2 separate regions of the Homo sapiens genome follow, and region 1 is linked to region 2. The links are chromatin contacts, found by Hi-C or POLR2A ChIA-PET in ENCODE. All regions are on one chromosome and are shown on one strand. Each heading gives the region's core, a stretch centred on a gene start or an enhancer-like site at or near the end of the contact. The rest is flanking DNA. Distances are from core to core; before and after follow the strand shown. Region 1 overlaps RPTOR (regulatory associated protein of MTOR complex 1). Region 2 overlaps RPTOR (regulatory associated protein of MTOR complex 1).

The links. A loop is a pair of places that touch in the nucleus more often than their neighbours do. ChIA-PET counts read pairs that join two places held with the same protein, here RNA polymerase II (POLR2A). Pooled maps may share reads with other maps.
Region 1: a loop to region 2 is called in a pooled map, with 3 times the contacts of the local background. The contact joins two enhancer-like sites. A Hi-C loop is called at or near these places in 5 of 168 maps with a recorded cell type or tissue (CD8-positive, alpha-beta T cell, OCI-LY7, astrocyte of the cerebellum and 1 more), 4 of 37 single-sample maps with no recorded cell type and 17 of 50 pooled maps. POLR2A ChIA-PET finds 5 or more read pairs at or near these places in 6 of 52 experiments (CD4-positive, alpha-beta T cell, HEK293, OCI-LY7 and 3 more).

What each region holds. Positions count from the first base shown.
Region 1 is chr17:80,719,776-80,722,595 of GRCh38, forward strand. The region is part of intron 4 of RPTOR (regulatory associated protein of MTOR complex 1); the gene reads left to right. Among named protein-coding and RNA genes, the nearest start is that of RPTOR, 180 kb to the left of the region's middle. RefSeq lists an enhancer at 1,033-2,232. Within about 2 kb of position 1,501, at least 6 of the 41 ENCODE cell types and tissues checked have a DNase peak (open chromatin) inside an H3K27ac peak, as active enhancers do; they include CD4-positive, alpha-beta T cell and CD8-positive, alpha-beta T cell, where a contact is called at or near this core.
Region 2 is chr17:80,662,302-80,665,563 of GRCh38, forward strand. All of the region lies in intron 3 of RPTOR (regulatory associated protein of MTOR complex 1), which reads left to right. Among named protein-coding and RNA genes, the nearest start is that of RPTOR, 120 kb to the left of the region's middle. Within about 2 kb of position 1,715, at least 8 of the 41 ENCODE cell types and tissues checked have a DNase peak (open chromatin) inside an H3K27ac peak, as active enhancers do; they include CD4-positive, alpha-beta T cell and CD8-positive, alpha-beta T cell, where a contact is called at or near this core.

The DNA of each region.
Region 1 (2,820 bases), core at 251-2,750, 57 kb after region 2:
AAACCCCAGTCCCGTAAAATCCGTAAGGCTGCAAGCTTATTGTCATTGGTGGTGGTGTTTTTGGTACTTCCTCTGCCCTTCTTTTATTACAGTTAAATAATTATTCCATGAGCAATTCTAAATAAATATTATTTAATAGGATTTATTGGTTTTTTGTTTTTTTAATTGGGATTGTCATTATCAAATAGATGCCTCTTGTGTTGGTATACAGTTAATTGTTGCTTCTGTTGAAAGATGGATCATGGGCCGGGCACGGTGGCTCACGCCTGTAATCCCAACACTTTGGGAGGCCGAGGCGGGCGGATCACCTGAGGTCAGGAGTTTGAGACCAGCATGGTGAAACCCTGTCTCTATTAAAAATACCAAAAAAAAATTAGCCATGCATAGTGGCGGGCACCTGTAATCCCAGCTACTCAGGAGGCTGAGACAGGAGAATCGCTTGAACTGGGACTTGGAGGTTGCAGTGAGCCGAGACCGTGCCATTGCACTCCAGCCTGGACAACAAGAGAGAAACTGTCTCAAAAAAAAAAAGATGGATCATAAAGCTTTTGAAATACACTATTATCAGAAAAATACGTGATTTTTAAAAAGTGATATTTATGTCAGACCACAATTATCATTTGTTAAAATTGTTACTTTATTCGTCTTGAGAATCTAGCGGTGTCCAAGAAAAAGTTTTATGGTAAACTTGACCTTTCTTTTCTGAGAAATTCTAGCATTTTGTGTTTGCTTACAGTAGTAGAAGGCCATTAACAAAAACTCCATTTCTTTGGGAGAAGTGCTGGAAATGTTTGGAGTATTTCTTTATGAGAGCTTAAACTTTAACAAACAAATGATTTCCTTGATGCCAAGAGATACAAAACCTGAGAGTGCAGCTGCACTGACTTCGCGGGTGCCCTGCATTTAAAACCACGGTCATAGCGCTGCGGTGCCCATGCTTGAGTGCGCCCAGCATCACCTGCAGGCTCACGGAGCCACAGACTGCCAGGCCCTCCCTGAGCCTCTGCTTCTGTGGCCGTGGGTGGGGCCTGACGATTTGGCTTTCTTGGGTGTCCCACAAAATTGCTGCTGCGGCCGCTTCTGCTGCTGTCTGGGTTGTCTGCCTTTGAGAACCCCTGGTATGGACAGTGTGGTGTGAGAGGCAAGCAGGATATTCATCTTATGGTTTGGGGTCACTCTGCTTCTTACGTGTCGGGAGAGACACTTCCCCGACCCCTTGTTTTCCATCTCTAATTTTAGCCGTCTAGGGCAGAAACAGTCCCGGGTAAACACCAAGGCCTCGTGGGAGGCACCTAGGAGGTGAGGAGGGGCTACGTCTGCCGGGTCTCCAAGCAGGAGTGAGAACCAGCTAGACAAGGGGAGGCCTGGGAGTGCGAGGGGGCTCTGGTGACAGGAAGTAGTCCCCTCTGACCCGGTGACACCGTGGGGAGCAGGTGATGTGGTTCCAGTGCTCTGTCATCCTGGGGTCAGTAGGATGAAAGATGTCGTAGCAGCACAGGCAGCACTGTGGAAACTGTTCTCACGACTGTGAGTCATTGAGGCTCCTGGACGCGGCGGAAGTGCAAGCGGGAAAAAGGATGGCAAGTTGAGTAACCTCAGGGGTAAGCAAGGAGGTGTGAGAATCACTCACTTCCTCGGCAGGGCCTGCACGCACCTGGTGCAGGAGCAGCAGAAGCCATGCTGGCTCTTCCTGCTGCGTGTGCATCTGGCCCTGGAAAGAGGCACACCCAGCAGCGGGCTCTCCTGGCTCACCCGGGGCCGTCAGGGCGCTGCAGTTTGCAGGAGCATCCTTTGGGCTCTTACCTCAGTCGGTGGGGCTGGGCAGCTGGGTGTCTCCAGCCCATCATGCTGGAACATGCTGGAAGCTTCCTCAGGGTACTCGGGCTTATTTTGGTAGTCATACACATGAAATGCACTTTGGGGGAGAAGGATGAAATATTTTGGTTAATCCACTGAAAAAATGAATGTTGAGGAACACAGCCAGCTTTCCTGTTATTTATTAATAGGCTTAAGATAGCCAGAAGGACATTTCTGCTAGAAAGTTATTGCCAGCTGAAAAAGAACAAGTCTTCATTATTATCCAATTTGGTATATATATATATATTTCAGGTTTTTATGAAGCTAAGGGCAAAGGTCAGCTGCTTCCTATTCCTTGTGGATTGTGCTGCTGATGGGAACTTCCTTTGACTTCACAAATACAAGGGATTGGAAGTGCATTCTTTGTTATCTCATATGTAAGATGAGGCTTTTAACACGATTTTCTTTTAGTTAATTTTAAAATATTTTATTATAAAATTCATTTTTTTTCAAATGGTGCAGATAAGCATAAAATAAACAATAAAAGTTCTTCCTTTCCTTCCCTCCAAGCCTTTGTGTGGCACGTTCTTGGCATGTTGCAAAGTGCCGTCATCATCATCATCATCATTGAGTTTGGAAGAGGAAATGATAAGTTTTATTTTTCCCTTCTCAAATTTTTGAATTTGAGGTGTCACAGGCAATCAAATGAAAATAACCAACTCTCTGTAGAGGTGGTAGTTGCAGCTGAACATTTTTGGGACTTCAATGTTTAGGCAGTATTTAAAACCAGGGAGTTATATTTGATTGCCTGGGAGAAGATGTGGAATAAGAAGAATGGAATAGGCCCCTGACGATAAGTTTTTAAGGGGAGGGTGGAAGGGAGGGGTCCCAAGCTGGGAAACTTTGGAAGAATGAGCTGAGGCAGCCGGAGACCTGGGGAGAGAGTGTGTGTTTGAGGGGAGACGGCGCATAGATGTCAGGTGGGGCAGGAATGGAAGAGACCATGGGATGCAGCATGTGAAG
Region 2 (3,262 bases), core at 465-2,964:
AGACAAAACCAATTCACGGAGGCTGCAATATTGTAGTAAAGAAAGAATTTAACTCAAAGCCTTGCAGGTGGAAGGACGGGAGTTTTATTATTACTCAAATCAGCCCCTCTGAGAACTCAGAGACTAGGGTTTTTATGGATAATTTGGTGGGCGGGGCTAGGGAGTGGGTGCTGCTGATTGGTTGGGGGGTGAAGTCATGGGGTGGGGAAAATGGTCTTCTGCACTGAGTCTGCCTCTGGGTGGGGCCACAGGATGGGTCCAGGTGGGGTCAGTTGGTTGCCAGAACGCAAAACTCTGAAAAACATCTCCAGTCTTAGGTTTTGTAATGTGTTGTTTTCTACAGGAGCAATTGGGGAAGTCGCAAATTTTATAACCTGGCCACGACTCCCGAGCAGCAAGGAATTATAGAAAGGCAAGCTAGGGATGATGGCTGGGTATCATTAGTGACATCTACATCTTAGCAGAATTCAGGCCCCTCACATAATCCTAATCTCATGGCCTTTCATAGTCTTACAAAGGTGGTTTCAGTCCCTGAACCAGGAGGGGACCAGTTTTAGGGAGGGACTGTTATCATCCTTGCTTTAAAGTTCAACTGCAAACTAAATTCCTCCCATGGTTAGCTGTGCCTGCATCCGGGAATGGGTGAGGGCAGCCGCCTGTGAGGTTAGGAGGGAGGTGGAATCAGCCTTGCCAGCCTTTTCTCCCTGTCATAATCTTGCCCAGGTGGCCTCACTTATTTTTTACCTTTTTCTACAGTGACCACATGTGATGTATTCTTTTGCTCTTGCGTTTGGCCTCGTTCACTCAGGGTGAGGCTTCTGAGACTCGTCCGGGCGGCAGCTCATTGCTGGGTGTCCCGGAGCCTGCACATCCACGCAGGGTGCATCCACCCTCCCTCTCCCACAGGTTCACGCTGCACCTGTTTCCAGTGACTGGCTTTTAGGGATAAAGCTGCCATGAGTGTTGGGGTGCAAGTCTTGTGTGGACCATATATTTTTATTTCTCTTGAGTGTATGGGATTGCAGGTCATTGGGTGGTTGTATGTTTCCAGTTACATTTTGCAAGCCACTCTAAATTGACAAAAATGACAAAAATCATCTCTTTCTTTGCAAAGCCAGGCAATCTGCAGAGGAATCTTTATTTACAGTTTCCTCCAGCACTCTGGAGACATGGAAGCGTAGGCATCAGTGAGCTGGGAGGTATTTGGTTGTCTTTGAATGAATTATTAGGTGAGATATTGACATTATTTCCCCTCAAACAGTCCACATTCCTGAATGGCAGGGAGTGAAGGCAGCCTGTGCTTATGTTTGTGCTTATTATGGAGTGTGCACGTGGATCTATTTACCGTGTGGAAAATAATAGAATGAATTGCTTTTACACATTACTGGGCTTAAGAAATGGAAGGTGACATAGCCTTTGAAACCCCCTCTGAGCCCCTCCCCAGTCACAGTCCCCTCTGTCTTCCTGAGCTCACCCTGTCCTGATTGGGCCTTGTGCCTTCCTCTGCTTGAGACTGGTTCTGTGCGTGTGCGTGTGTGCAAGCAGGTGTGTGCACAAGATGGGCTGGCCTGCCCTGCTTTGGCACGGAAGCATCCTCCGCTGGGTGTTTGTTCTGAGGCTCATCTCACAAGGATCTGGGTCCTCAGGCTCCCACTGCTCTGCATCTTCCCCGTGACAGCCGCGTGGGCATTTGCTCTTGACCCTGTGGTGGCTGAGACAGAAACCTTGGAGGAGTCACTCACTTCTGTTGGAGCAAAATGCAGGCCTCCTCCAGGGCTGCGTCTGGGAGGGACTTGGGTGGTGGAGTGTTTATGACTTAGCGCAGAGGGCTCTTACGTGCAAACCATCTTGGCTGTGGAGCGCCCTGTTGCCTGGAAGGTCTGCCTTCTCATGGGGGCTGGGCTTCCAGACTCCTGAAATGTGCTGTGAGGCTTCCTATTCTTTCTTAATGATTAAAAATACGATTTCTTCTTTAATGCCCAGCACAAATGCATTTAGCTGTGTTTATTTTTTTCCCTAAGTAACAGAAGCAATCCTGAGAAAATAATTCTTACACTCAGTATTGATTCTCTGCTTCATGTGCTAGGGTGTTCCCCCTCCCACTGAAGTTGCTGCTGCTTCACCCTCTCCTCCTCGATGGCCTACCATCCTGCAGCCTCGCTCCCTGCGCCTGCCCCCTTCTCCTTCTCCTCCTTCCCCTTTCAGTGCTTGCTCTTCCCTCCTTTCCTTCTTCTCTTCCTCACCCCACTCTTCCCCCTTTTCTCCTCCTGCCTCTCTTTCCACCTCCTCCTCCGTCCCTGCTGGTCTCCTAAGAAGCACTTAGTAGCACTCAGAATCCTTGACCTTGGCAGGCTTGGGAAGTGTTGGTTAATGAAGGGATGTGAAGACGAAGGGAGTCTGAGTCTCCAAAGGAATCATGGCTGTTGGGAGTTTGCTTGATTAGGAGATGGGCCGTTTATTACAATGTGAGTTGTTAACTCTAAAGTGCCTGAGATAAATTTATAGTGTTTATTTGCTTCAGAAGGAGTTGGATTTTTTCTTACAAAGTGAAATATACTTTTCTAAATTTTATGTTTATATAAACATAATTTATGTTGTTATAGTTTTAATCTGCATTACTCCTCAAAAGGAACAAAAATGTTTTGGCTTTTTTCTCCCTGAGCTGCAGAGACCTTTTTCTCCTGCTTCTGTCCTCTGTATTCTCCCCACCCCTTTCTCCCTCCTTTCTTCCCTCTTTTTAATCTGTCAATTAAAATATTTGAAAGGATATCACTGAGATCTTTGGGCAAGGACTTTACCTGTTTTTGCTGTTGTCAACCGAGGGTGCGGTGGCTCCTCCCACCTGCTGTCTCTGGTTTTTACTGGGCTTCCTCTCCATTATCCTAATTAGGTGGTTTGCCGGTTGTTACACATCAAAGACCTGAGTTTCCTGGCGAGGAGGGAGGGAGGCATGGGAGCCCCTCATTACCGGCGTGCATCCTAACCACACTGCTTGTTTTCTTCTTGAGAAAATTTTTTTCTTTTCTTTTCCCTTTCCTTTCCTTTCCTTTCCTTTCCTTTCCTTTCCTTTCCTTTCCTTTCCTTTCCTTTCCTTTCCTTTCCTTTCCTTTCCTTTCCTTTCCTTTCCTTTCCTTTCCTTTCCTTTCCTTTCCTTTCCTTTCCTTTCCTTTCCTTTCCTTTCCTTTCCTTTCCTTTCCTTTCCATGTCCTTTCCTTTCCTTTCCATGTCCTTTCCTTTCCTTTTCCTTTCCCCTTTCCTTTCC